Regions from separate parts of the Homo sapiens genome. Here regions 1 and 2 are each linked to region 3. Evidence: chromatin contacts called from ENCODE Hi-C or POLR2A ChIA-PET data. All regions are on one chromosome and are shown on one strand. Each heading gives the region's core, a stretch centred on a gene start or an enhancer-like site at or near the end of the contact. The rest is flanking DNA. Distances are from core to core; before and after follow the strand shown. Region 1 holds the start of DNAJB5-DT (DNAJB5 divergent transcript). Region 2 holds the start of GRHPR (glyoxylate and hydroxypyruvate reductase). Region 3 holds the start of GNE (glucosamine (UDP-N-acetyl)-2-epimerase/N-acetylmannosamine kinase).

The links. A loop is a pair of places that touch in the nucleus more often than their neighbours do. ChIA-PET counts read pairs that join two places held with the same protein, here RNA polymerase II (POLR2A). Pooled maps may share reads with other maps.
Region 1: a map of sigmoid colon shows a loop between it and region 3 (4-fold over the local background). The contact joins the promoter of DNAJB5-DT here to the promoter of GNE in region 3. A Hi-C loop is called at or near these places in 1 of 168 maps with a recorded cell type or tissue (sigmoid colon) and 8 of 50 pooled maps. POLR2A ChIA-PET finds 5 or more read pairs at or near these places in 1 of 52 experiments (Caco-2).
Region 2: a pooled map shows a loop between it and region 3 (5-fold over the local background). The contact joins the promoter of GRHPR here to the promoter of GNE in region 3. A Hi-C loop is called at or near these places in 1 of 37 single-sample maps with no recorded cell type and 5 of 50 pooled maps. POLR2A ChIA-PET finds 5 or more read pairs at or near these places in 1 of 52 experiments (activated CD4-positive, alpha-beta T cell).

The regions. Positions count from the first base shown.
Region 1 is chr9:34,987,855-34,991,956 of GRCh38, forward strand. It overlaps DNAJB5-DT (DNAJB5 divergent transcript), which reads right to left and starts at 1,525. Exons shown (of 2, transcript NR_109756.1): 1 at 1,305-1,525. DNAJB5 (DnaJ heat shock protein family (Hsp40) member B5) reads left to right here and starts at 1,891. Exons shown (of 5, transcript NM_001349723.3): 1 at 1,891-1,977; 2 at 2,645-2,958. The coding sequence starts at 2,777. RefSeq lists enhancers at 1,312-1,521, 2,076-3,005, 3,006-3,935 and silencers at 1,632-2,131, 1,646-1,794.
Region 2 is chr9:37,420,886-37,424,605 of GRCh38, forward strand. GRHPR (glyoxylate and hydroxypyruvate reductase) reads left to right here and starts at 1,811. Exons shown (of 9, transcript NM_012203.2): 1 at 1,811-1,948. The coding sequence starts at 1,866. RefSeq lists enhancers at 1,157-1,782, 1,783-2,408 and a silencer at 1,623-1,772.
Region 3 is chr9:36,257,043-36,261,243 of GRCh38, forward strand. GNE (glucosamine (UDP-N-acetyl)-2-epimerase/N-acetylmannosamine kinase) reads right to left here and starts at 1,406. Exons shown (of 12, transcript NM_005476.7): 1 at 1,279-1,406. LOC124902150 (a long non-coding RNA gene) reads left to right here and starts at 1,568. Exons shown (of 3, transcript XR_007061473.1): 1 at 1,568-1,709. RefSeq lists a silencer at 1,147-1,306 and an enhancer at 1,607-1,836.

The DNA of each region.
Region 1 (4,102 bases), core at 275-2,774, 1.3 Mb before region 3:
CTTTCCTCATCCCTCACCCTGCCTTCCTGCCCCTCCCCAGCCCTTCTTTCCTTATCCCCCACCCTGCCTTCCCTCCCCTCCCCAGCCCTCCTTTCCTCTGCCCTCCTTACTCCCACCCTATGGCTCATCTGCCCCATGCCCCTCCCCTCCTCATCCCCCTCACCCCATCTCACCATCCTCTCACCACCCCCTCTCCCTACCTCCCCCCCTCAACCCCATTTCCTCAAATTCCTCATGCTCATTTCCCCACATTCATCACCCATCTCTGCTCCCCTCCTGGCCCCCAACCCCACTTCCTTTCCATCCTCCTTTCACCCCAAGTCTCTTTCTTCCTTCACACCTCATGCCCCTTTACCCTTGGGAGCCCCATAGTGACTCCTGGCATGAAGGTAGGTAGTGAAGAATCTACAGACATGACTCCAGGACCCTGGCACCCCCCCCCCGCCTTGCTCTGCTCTTGGCCCAGGTACTCAAGCTGCAGTTTCTAGCAAGACCTCATGGGTGTCCAAACTCTGTCTCTGGAAAATAGGAAAGAAAGAAGTAAAGGGGAGCTTCCGGCCTGACCCTTCTATCATCATCAACCCCCCAGCACTCCCCTCCCCCACTTCACCCCCAAATTACTCCCTCCCCACCCCCGCTCCCTCGAGCACAGATGGGCCTGGGAGACAGTGACGTGGGCGCCAGGCACCGTGTCTGCTGGAGTGGCGGCTTCCGCTGGCGACCGCCTCCGCAGCCCCGCCTGCTCCCTGCATCGGGGACACTGGGGCTGAGATCTAATGACTTAATGGGGGGTGGGGGAGACTAGAGATTCTGAGGGTGTTAAGGAAGGGGATCTTGGGGAGTGAGATGAAAGATGAAAGGGGAGAGCTAGGATAGGAGATCGGGGTGTAAAGAAAGAACCAAGAATAAGACAAAAGGGATCACTGCGGGAAGGAAGACAGGAGATCATCTAGGGCCAAGAAGGAAAGGGCTAAAACACAGGCACTCCAGGGGGAAGCAGGATGAGAGACTGATTAGAAGAGGGACTGAAATGGAGACCGCGGGGTCGCTGAAGAGGGGCGCGAGGATGAGGGGCTGTACAGAGGGTGGGCGGGGGAGATTCCTGGAGGCACCGGCCTGGGCAGAGCCATCCGTTTCCCTCGGGGGAGAGGTCCGGGGGGCTCTGAAACCCGGCATCCGTGGGGTCTGTTAGAGATTCCGTTAGGTCACATCAGGCCACCGCGGGGTCAGGATAAGGTAAAGCTAAATGAGGTCAGCTTGAGGTGGTTACACCGTTGGCTGAAAGGCGAGTAAGAAGTGCTGACCTTTTGGCCCCGGTCCAGGGACTACACCTCCCAGAGTGCACTGTTCTCTCCCTCTTGCCCCCCAATGAAGAAAGGAAAGAATGCACGGCCGCACGGCCAACTGGTGGGTACAGTTTTCCTTTAAGGCTGCCTTTGACGTCGCAAGGGTTCCAGAAGGTTCTCCTGGGATTCGAGCAGTGGCCAGTACGTCCCACCTTCTCAACCCGGAGATTGGACTAATATAGTTTGCCCCCGGGCTCGGGTCTGAGTCTCAGGCACGAACCAATAAAATCAAAGGGCGAGCGAGGTTGCCGCCCTCTGTCTTTTTCACCAATGGCACGACAAGATGGCAAAGAGGCGTGGTTGAGTGATCCCAGAGGGCGCCAATCAGATCCACACCAATCACTGCCTGGAATGTGTGCGCGTGTGGCCGGGTGACAGGGGCGGAGGATGGGCGGCTATCACCAAGCCGCTTGTTGAAAACTGCCCAATCACAGTGGAGGCTGAGCTGAGTGACAGGAAGACGGTTCAATGGGCGGCGCGGAGGCGGAGCCGTGGGGGCGGGCTCCCGGTCCCGCTATCGGCGGCCGGCGGGCAGGCGACTCCTGTCCCGGGTGGAGGCGGCGGAGCCGGAGCCGGGGGAGGGGGCAGCGGCTGTCTCACGGACCACGGCGGCGCCCGCAGCTCCTCACCGGTGAGGGCGCCAAGCCAGGACTCGGGGGTCCCGGGAGCGGGGCGTCGTGAAGCCAGGGCTCCTGGTGTTGGGGGGTTGGGACACTGAGGGCCCGTAGGCTCTGCTGCCTTGGGGATGCGGGGCCCCGGGGTCTGCAGGGTGCTCGGAGTCCTAGACCAGGGCTTGGCTGTCACAGGGGGCAGCCAGCGTCTGAGTCGGGGAGGGGAGGGGAGGGGAGGGTCGAGTCGGACCGGACCAGATTGGGTTCTGTGGGGCGGAGGCATCTGTGAGCAGACCAGCCAGCCAGCGCGGGTGACATCACCGACCACCCTCCCCCGCCCGAGCCCCCTCCCCTCCTCTCCTCGCCGCGCCTTTTGTCCCGGCCGAGCTCCGCTCTGCCCCGCCCATCTGCGAGGGAGGAGACTCCCGTCAGTGACTTCATTGAGTAGGTTCTTGGGGATTGGGGTCGGGTCCTCCCCAGTGAGAGGCGACAGGAGCTCACTGCCTCTCGGGCCCTCACAATCACACCTGTCACAGGTATACACGCTGCCACTCACAAACACACGCTTGCACTCCCAGCCTCACTGACACGCTGCCATACAGCCGCTCACAGCCAGCCAGACACTGCTGCACCTGAGAGCAGGTGGCCGCGGGTCTTCTCCCTTCACTCTCCACATTTGGGGATCAGGTCCGGCACCTGCTGCGCCAGACAGGCCTTGCTGGGCACGCGCCTCTGAGAGTCCAAGGAGGTGGCTTCCAGAGCTGCAGCACTTCAGGCCGGCTCCGGTGGAGCGATCAGAGGTGAGGGGCTTGGCTGGGCATGTTTAAGCGCACAGTGCTCTCCTGCCCACCCCCAGCAGCACCCCCACTGCAGGCCCGAGGAGCTTTCCGGAGCTTCCCACACTCCTGGGGAGAAGACTTCTTAGCCAGCTTGATGTTTAAAATTCAGCTGGAGCCCTTAAAACTTCGAGCGTGGACGCTGAATGGGTTTGTAAAGTTTCGGTAAGTCCCTCCGGAGAAGGGCACTCACACCCATACCCAGTCAAACCCTCCACGCGGCCATCCCCTCCATTGCCTTCCTGCTTCCTCCAACTCATCCTCATCCCCTCTGTGACATACAGGAACCCCCCTCCGGCCTCACCCACATATTTGAATGAATTGCACCCCTTATCATTCCTTTTCTCAAACCCTTCAGGTATCCATTTTCCACAGACATTTCCTCCATTATTTCAACTCTCCACATTCCTCCCTTTCAACCCATCATTAACCCATTTTCCACCTCAGCCATTTCCATCTGTCACTCATCCCCCTCCATCAGTACCTCATTTTCTGTATCAGCCATCTCCCCTCCCTGTACCTCAACAGTCCCCCTCGCCATTTTCTCCCCATTTTTCCTTCCTGCCTCTACCTTAACATCCTCCTCATTCTTCTCCATCAAAGGCAGTGCCATGCCATGGGGCTCCTTTGTCATTCCAACACGTGGCCTGTGGGTAGGGGGGAAGGGAAGGAGGGAGGAAAGCAGAAAGAGAAAAAGGAGGCAGATCCTGAAAGAGCTTGCCCTGTGTCTGCGGAGGCAAGAGATGTATGGGCCTAGAGCAGCTAGCAGGTGGGTACCAGGGAGGAAGCTGGCCGGGTGTGGAGGTAATGCAGGGACACCAAAAGGAGGTGGGTGGTTGGTGAGCCGTTCCACTGGCCCTCTGCCTGGAAGCTGCTCTCGTTCTCTAGGGGCACCCTCTTGGTGTGCTAGGGTTCTTTCCCAGTCCCAGGGGAAAGAAGGTGTGGGTTGAGGCAGAAATGGCAGACCACCCCCCCCCGCTCCCTCTCAGACGGCTTTTGCTGCCATTTCCGAAAACGGTTGCCCCCCCCCCCAACGAGGTGCTCTTTCTTCTCTGCCTCTCCCAACCCCACCCCCCACCCCATCTCCCCCACAGACGTGACATGCTGGTGGGGGGCAATGGGGGAGTACCCGCCTTTGTGGAGCCTTTTCTTCGTCAGAGAAAGGTGACTCCCAGAACCATGAGTCAACCCAGCCACCTGCAGCAGGGCCTGTGGGGGCAGCAGTGAGGGCCATTGTCCCTGCCCACCTAGGGCCTTGGGCGCCTCCCCCTTACCCGGTTACAGGCCTCACTCCTGGAAGGACACCCTG
Region 2 (3,720 bases), core at 561-3,060, 1.2 Mb after region 3:
ACCCTGTTTTCTCACTGGACAGTACATCTTGGAGATCATTCCACACTGGTACGCACAGAGCTGCCTCACTCTTTTGATTGATGCAGAGTATTTCACTGTGGGAATGAAGCATACGTAATGAACAGTCCCCTATGAGTGGACCTTTAGGTTGTTTCCCATATTTTACTATTCCAACAATGCCACAATGAAGAGCCTTTGGCAGATGGCATTTTGCACATGTGTGAACGCGTCTGTAAGGTAAATTCCTAAAAGCAAAATTTCTGGGTCAAAAAAGATGTGCAGTCTAAACTTTGATAGCTACTGCCAAACTTTCTTATTGAAGTTGCTGATTTACACTCCTACCAGCAACGTATGAAAGCACCTGGTTCCCCAATGTATTATTTTTTACATTGGTATCTTGCTGTAATTTTAATATGCAGTTCTTTTGTGAGTCAAGTTGAGCACTTTTCATCTTTTGTTTTTTTTTTTTGTTTGTTTTGTTTTTTTTTGTTTTAGATGGAGTCTCACTCTGTCACCCAGGCTGGAGTGTAGTGATGGGATCTCGGCTCACTGCAACCTCCATCTCCTGGACTCATGAGCAATTCTCCTGCCTCAGCCTCCTGAGTAGCTGGAATTACAGGCATGTGCCACCATGCCCACCTAATGTTTGTATATTCAGTACAGACAGAGTTTCACCATGTTGGCCAGGCTGGTCTCAAACTTCTGACCTCAAGTGATCCGCCTGCCTCGGCCTCCGAAAGTGCTGGGATTACAGGCATGAGCCACCGCGCCCAGCCATACATTTAAAGGCCATTTTCTTTTCTATAAACTGTCCATTGATATCCTTTGCTTATTCAGATAAGCTGGGCATCTTTGTCTTAGGAACTATTTGTGCAATAAGTAAATCAACCCCTTGTCTATAAAATGAGTTGCAAATATATGGTATTTTTCCCGGTTTGTTGTCTTATGATTTTGTTAATTTTTTTTTTTTAAGATAAACATAAGCCTGGTATTTCCAGGCACCTGGTATTTCCAGGCAGTCTCCCATACAAGCCCTAACCAGGCTTAGTTTCCAAGATCAGATGCATTCAGGATGGTACGGTTAATTTTTCAATGGAGAATTAGTTGTACTCTTATGGCTTCTGGCTTTCGCACACATAGCGTATCACTTATTTATTGCTGCATAAAGAATTACTCCAAAATTGAACGGCTTAGAGCAACAGCAGTCAGTGCATTATCATCTCTTATGGTTCCGGGGTTGACTGGGCTCAGCCAGTGATTCTCCTAAAGGCTCTTTCTTGCAGTTTTAGCTGTAGTCAGGTGGGAGTTGGCCTGGAGTCACCCGAAGGCTTCCTCACTCATACCTCTGGTCATTGACGGTGGCTGTGAGCCGGGCCCCTGGCTGTGCTGTTGGCCTGAACACCTACACGTGACCTCTCTGTGTGTCCTGGACTTCCTCACAGCCTGGAACCTGGGTTTCTACCCTGGGCCAACCCAAGAGACAGAAAAAGTGGGGGCTTTCAGTCTCTTAAGGCCTGAGCCTGTGGAAACAGGACCCTGAGCGTGTAGAAAAAGCAGGGCTCCCATGAGGCCTTGGACGGGATACTGCCCCCTCTCCCCCGGGGCCCTGATTCCCCAGTGGCACGAGGCGCACCCCCCCACACACACACAAGGACACTGTGTAGGGTCACTGTTACTGTCACTCCCCGAGCACGCACAGTCACCGCTCAGCCGCAACCCGGCGCTCCCTCTCGCGAAGCCACACCCCCTGCGCACGCCGCGCGCGACGTCTCTCCCGCCCACTCCAGCCTGGCCCCGCCCCGGCCCAGCTACATTCCCGGGCCAGCTTCTGTACTGCCAGGTCCGGGTCGGCGGCTGCACTGCGGATGAGACCGGTGCGACTCATGAAGGTGTTCGTCACCCGCAGGATACCCGCCGAGGGTAGGGTCGCGCTCGCCCGGGCGGCAGAGTAAGAGCCTCGCGCGCCGTGGAGGAGGGAGCAGGGCGGTCCCAGGGACCGGAGAGCCGGGCGGGGCGTTTGGGCCTTGTGGCCGGCTGGGGCAGGCTTGGAGTTTTGGGGAGTCTCGGAGAAAGTTCTCTGGGGCCCAGTTCTCCTCTTAAGACGACGCTGGGACCTGCAGTTCCGGCTTTGGAGAGGGGAGATTGCCCCTGAGGCAAGGTCCAGGCTAATTCTCCACGCTCCCACAGGACATGTGGGGTCAGGGACATGGCGGTCACTGACCAGGCCCTTGGACGTTTGGCAGGGGGCTTTGATGACTCTTCTTCTTTATATTTACTTATCTTTTTTTTTTTTTTTTTGAGACAGTCTCACTCTGCTGCACAGGCTGGAGTGCAGTGGCTCGATCGATCGTGGCTTACTGCAGCCTCGACTTCTTGGGCCCAATCAGTTCTCCCACCTGAGCCTCCCGAGTAGCTGGGACTACAGGCGCAAACAATCACTACCGGCTAATTTTCTGATTTTTTTTTTGTAGAGATGGGGGTCTCACTCTGTTGCTCAGGCTGGTCTCAAATTCCTGGGCTCAAGCAATCCTCTTGCCTCAGCCTCCCAAAGTGTTGGGATTACAGGTGTTAGTCACCATGACTGGCCTGAGGACCCTTTAATTTTTAAGACAGGGTCTCACTCTCATCCAGGCTGGAGTGCAGTGGCACCATTATACCTCACTGCAGCCTCAACCTCCTGGACTCAAGAGATACTTCCACCTCAGCCTCCCAAGTAGCTGGGACTACTACAGGCATGCACTACCATGCCTGGCTAATTTTTTATTTTTTTCAAAGACGAGGGTCTCACTGTGTTGCCCAGGCTGGTCCTGAACTCCTGTACGAAGGGATCCTCCCACCTCAGCCTCCCAAAGTGCTGGGATTACAGGCATGAACCACTGCACCTGGCCCACCCTTGCTAAATGGAACCCTTTTTGTGGGCCAACCTTGCCAGGTGCTTCATATACATAAACTTTTAATCCTGGTAGCACTGTGAAGTCAGTATTATAATTCCCATTGCACAGATTAAAAACTGGAGGCTGGACTTAGGGTTAAGTTTCTTCCCAAAGCCATGCAGCTCCCAGGTGGAGGAGCTGGGGCTTGTACTCAGAAGTGTCTGACTGCTGTCTGATCACTGCATTTGATCAGGTTTGTGTTTCCAATGTTAGATAGGAAGAGGATGCAATCCAGCCTCAGCAGCCAGTTCTAGGGGCATATGAGATTTTCAAATTTTGTTCACTGCAACAAAACCTTTGCCAAGGACCCACTTTGTACTGAGCAGGAGAAGGTGGAAGGCAGCAACCGCGCCCATGGTAACAGTAGCTCACGCTGTACCCTGCTCATGGGGAGGTGGATGAAAGGTGGTCAGTGCCCTGGGCTCAGTCAGGAGGTGCAAGTAGCTATCCTGTGTCCTGCCACATAGAGGCTCCACACGTGCTGACTGTACTGAATTCCATGGCAAGGGCCAGGAGGCACCGTGCATCACTGGGACAAATATCTGGTTGCTGTGAGCTGCCGTGGAAGCGTTGGGTGGCCTTGACCTTATCTTTCCTGGCCCAGTCCAACTATGAGAGTTTTCTATTTCATGGACTCCACGGACAGGAAGAGATGCAACAGGCCATTGAATCCAGGCCCCCCACCTGAGGCACACCCTGCCCCCCACGGGCCTTCCCTGCAGTTGGCCGCCTGCTTGGCCGCCCAGCCCCTGTGAATGTGGGAAAGCTCTTCTCTGTGCTGACCTGA
Region 3 (4,201 bases), core at 156-2,655:
AAAATACAAAAATTAACCGAGCATGGTGGCAGGCGCCTGTAATCCCAGCTACTTGGGAGGCTGAGGCAGGAGAATTACTTGAACCCAAGTTCATCATTGAGAGAACCGAAAATCAAACCCTTGTCTGAATGACTTCAGCGCTCAGAACACTGTCCCACACCCAGTGTTTGCCTTGTGTCTGTTCATTCCATAAACATCCATGAGTACAAATCTTCCTCGAAAACATGATAAATCGCCCTTTCATCAGTGCAATGAGGATGGGACTCAAAGGAATAAGAAGGAAAGAGCTATATAAAGCTGTCTGAAAGTCAGGGCCCCATTCCGACGCTATAATTCGGTTTGGCTTCAACTGCGGCGCTCCTACAGTTGGGTTAACGAGTTACCTATACTGCGAAACTGTACCCCACCCCTCCTACCAGAGTAGTAAAAAATACGTTCTTGTGTTCTAACAATTTTACAAGCGTAAAACTGGGGGGAGGGGCCGGGCGCGGTGGCTCACGCCTGTAATCCCAGCACTTTGGGAGGCCGAGGTGGGCGGATCACGAGGTCAGGAGATCGAGACCATCCTGGCTAACATGGTGAAACCCCGTCTCTACTAAAAATACAAAAAATTAGCCGGGCGTGGTGGTGGGCGCCTGTAGTCCCAGCTACTCGGGAGGCTGAGGCAGGAGAATGGCGTGAACCTGGGAGGCGGAGCTTGCAGTGAGCCGAGATCGCGCCACTGCACTCCAGCCTGGGCGACAGAGCGAGACTCAGTCTCAAAAAAAAAAAAAAAAAAAAAAAAAAAAAAAAAAATTGGGGTGAGGGCGGGGAATTAACGTTTCTCAAATATACAAGGAAGCCCAGACTCAGAATGTAGACTCAGAGCAGGGAGGGGACCTTTTAGCCCAGCCTTTTCACGCCAGGACAGCTCGCCTGCCAGGCAGTTCTCCACCCTCTCTCGCCCCGCCCCGCTCCTAACGGGACAGTCAGCATCCCCCCTGATTGGACAGCACTGTTCCAGGGGACAAGTCAACCTGGGCCTCCCTCTACATCCCCTCCCCTGCTCATCAGGGCCCACCCCGAGCCACACGGCGGAGCCCTGAATTGGGCCAAAGAGGTGCCCTATGGTGAGGCCTGCAGGACATTGGGCGAGAGCCGGGTCCAGTGTGGGCCTCGGGGCGCGGTGGGGTGGAAAGCGGCCGGGGAGGGGAGGCCTGGGGCAGGAGGCCGGGGGAGGCGGCCCTGGGGGTGGGCAGGATGCTCTCCCGGAGTCCCACGCCGCCGCGCGGCTCTCACCAGACGCCGTCAGAGGCTCCCTCCCACGCCGCCACCGCGCTCCTCGGGCGAGGGACGAACCAAGCGCCACGAAGCAGGCAGAGCGCGAGCCTGCCCCTCGGTTTCCGCGCTCGGGCGCGCGGGTAGACGACTCGTCGCTCGACCTTGTCCCCACTCCTCGCTCGCCCAGCCACGCCCACCCGGAGTGCCGAATCCGCGATCGCGCCCTGACGCCACCCGAGAGAGCTCGCGTGATTGGCTGCTCCCGTCCCCGTCCCCCACCTTCCCGGCGGTATTTTGAGGCGCAGGCAGGGTGCTGACCAGCGGACCATCTTCCATGGCCTCTGCCGCGCTGGAGCTGCTGCGGGGCTGTCCTGCCAGCTTGTGCTCCCGCCCCGAAGCGTCCTCCTCCACTGGCGACACACGCACTGAAGCCCGAGTCTTCCCGCTGGGTAGTTGTTTTGGTCTTGCACCCAAGGAGGGATTTCTTGCGCCTCTTGTTCCCTCAGTTATTTCATAAACCAGGACCGCAACTATACTGTCGTGTAGCGCGGCCACCCCACAGCGGTCCCTGACGTTAACCCTTGCCGTGACTGCTAGAAGACACTGGTGGAGTGTGAATTGATGACCAAGGCATGGCAGAGCCTCTCTCATCTTTATAATCAGTTCAGCGGCGGCCTCCACTACAGGGAACTCCCAGCCAGTCCCGAGGCCTAGGGACATCCAGGGAGAAACGTGGCGGTGGTAAAGGGCTTGCGCAGCTCCTGAAGATAAATAAGACTTTGGGTTGCTGTTGTTTTTGAGACAAGGGTCTCACTATGTTGTCCAGGCAGCACTCGAGCTCCTGGCCTCAAGCCATCTTTTCTGGCTTCAGCCTTCTGAGTAGCTGGGACTACAGGACCATGCCACCGAATCAGGCTTTAAGACTTTTTAATGACCCTTTCAAATTTCTGAGTCACTCCCAGCATTTTAGGAAGCCAAGTGAGAAGGCTAGCTTGAGGCCAGGAGTTCGAGACCAACCTGGGCAACAGATTCCTGAGTCACCATTGACAAGAAACTTTGAATGAAGTTGATGATACAAAATATTAACATCTTTTTTTTTTTACAACCATTAAAAATTTACCACAGGTGAAACTAAGTCTAACAGTTCATTGAGATTTCTTGCTGTACAGCAAATTTCAAATCTCATCAAACTGCAGTTTGTGATGCATTTCAATTAATAATGAAGCTCTAATTTGTAAAATACTTATGAACTCTTAGTTCTCCTGTGGCTAGCTTGGAGCCACGAAAAGGTCACATTAGCCACAAAAGAAAAGACATTAAGGGATTTTTGCAAGGAAGTGCTATCAGATTTCTTTTTTGTTTGTTTGTTTGTTTTTGAGACAGGGTCCCACTCTATCGCCCAGGCTGGAGTACAGTGGTACGATCTCAGCTCACTGAAACCTCCACCTCCCAGGTTCAAGCAATTCTCCTGCCTTAGCCTCCCGAGTAGCTGGGATTACAGGCACACACCACCATGCCCGGCTAATTTTTGTATTTTTAGTAGAGACGGGGGTTTCACCATGTTGGCCAGACTGGTCTCAAACTCCCGACCTTAGGTGATCCGCCCACTTTGGCCTCCCAAAGTGCTAGGATTACAGACATGAGCCACCACACCAGGCCCAGATTTCTTTTTTAAATCACACTGGCTGCTCTGTGGAGAATGGATTGGTAGCAGTGAAACTCAACTGAAGTGGATGGATATGATGTTTATTTTGGAAGTAAAATTGATGAGACTTAATTATAGGTTAGATATAAGGGGATGACAGGGAAAAAGACTCAAGAATGACCTCCGGGCCAGGTGTGGTGGCTCACACCTGCAGTCCCAGCACTTTGGAAGGCAGAGGTGGGAGGATCGCTTGTGCTCAGGAGTTCCAGGCAACAGTGAGCTCGATCAAACCACTGCACTCCAGCCTGGGTGCTGGATCGAGACCTCATCTCTTAAAAAAAAAAAAAAAAAGAAAGAAAGAAAGAAATGACTTCCAGGTTTCTGCCATTAGGAATTGGGTGGTTGGTTGTGTGCTAAGATGAGAAAGGCTGGGAGAGTGACCTGGTTTGGGAAGAAAAAAGTAAAGTTTTAATTTAGGGCATGTTATGATTGAGATGCCTGTGAGCCACATGAAGCTATTAAATGTGCAGTGAGATATATGAATCTGAAGACAGACTCACCAGACTATAAATGGTGTATTAGTTTCACATATGCTGTAACAAATTACCACAAAATTAGGGTCTTTAAAACAACACAAATTGGCCAGGCGCGGTGGCTCACGCCTGTAATCCTAGCACTTTGGGAGGCCGAGGCGGGCGGATCACAAGGTGAGGAGATCGAGACCATCCTGGCTAACATGGTGAAACCCCATCTCTACTAAAAATACAAAACATTAGCCGGGCGTGGTGGCGGGCGCCTGTAGTCCCAGCTACTCGGGAGGCTGAGGCAGGAGAATGGCGTGAACCTGGGAGGCGGAGCTTGCAGTGAGCCGAGATCGCACCACTGCACTCCAGCCTGGGCAACAGAGCGAGACTCTATCTCAAAAAAAAAAAAAAAAAAAAAAAAAAAAAAAACCCACAAATGTATTATCCTACAGTTTTGGACGTTAAGGATCCAAAATGGGTTTCAAGGGACCAAAATCAAGGTGTCAGTTGGGTTGCCTTCCTACTGGAGGCTGCCAGGGAGAATTCATTTTCTTCCCCCTTCCAGATTCTAGAGGCTGCCCACATTCCTTGGCACATGGCACCTCTGACTTCTGCCTCCCTTGCCACATCTTTTGTGACTCTACTGCCTTCCTCTCTCACTTAAAAAGACCCCGGTGATTACATTGGGTCCACTCAATAGTCCAAGATAATTTTCCCTCTCAAAGTCCTGGTCACATCTGCAAAGTCCCTCTTGCCAAGTAAGGAAACATGG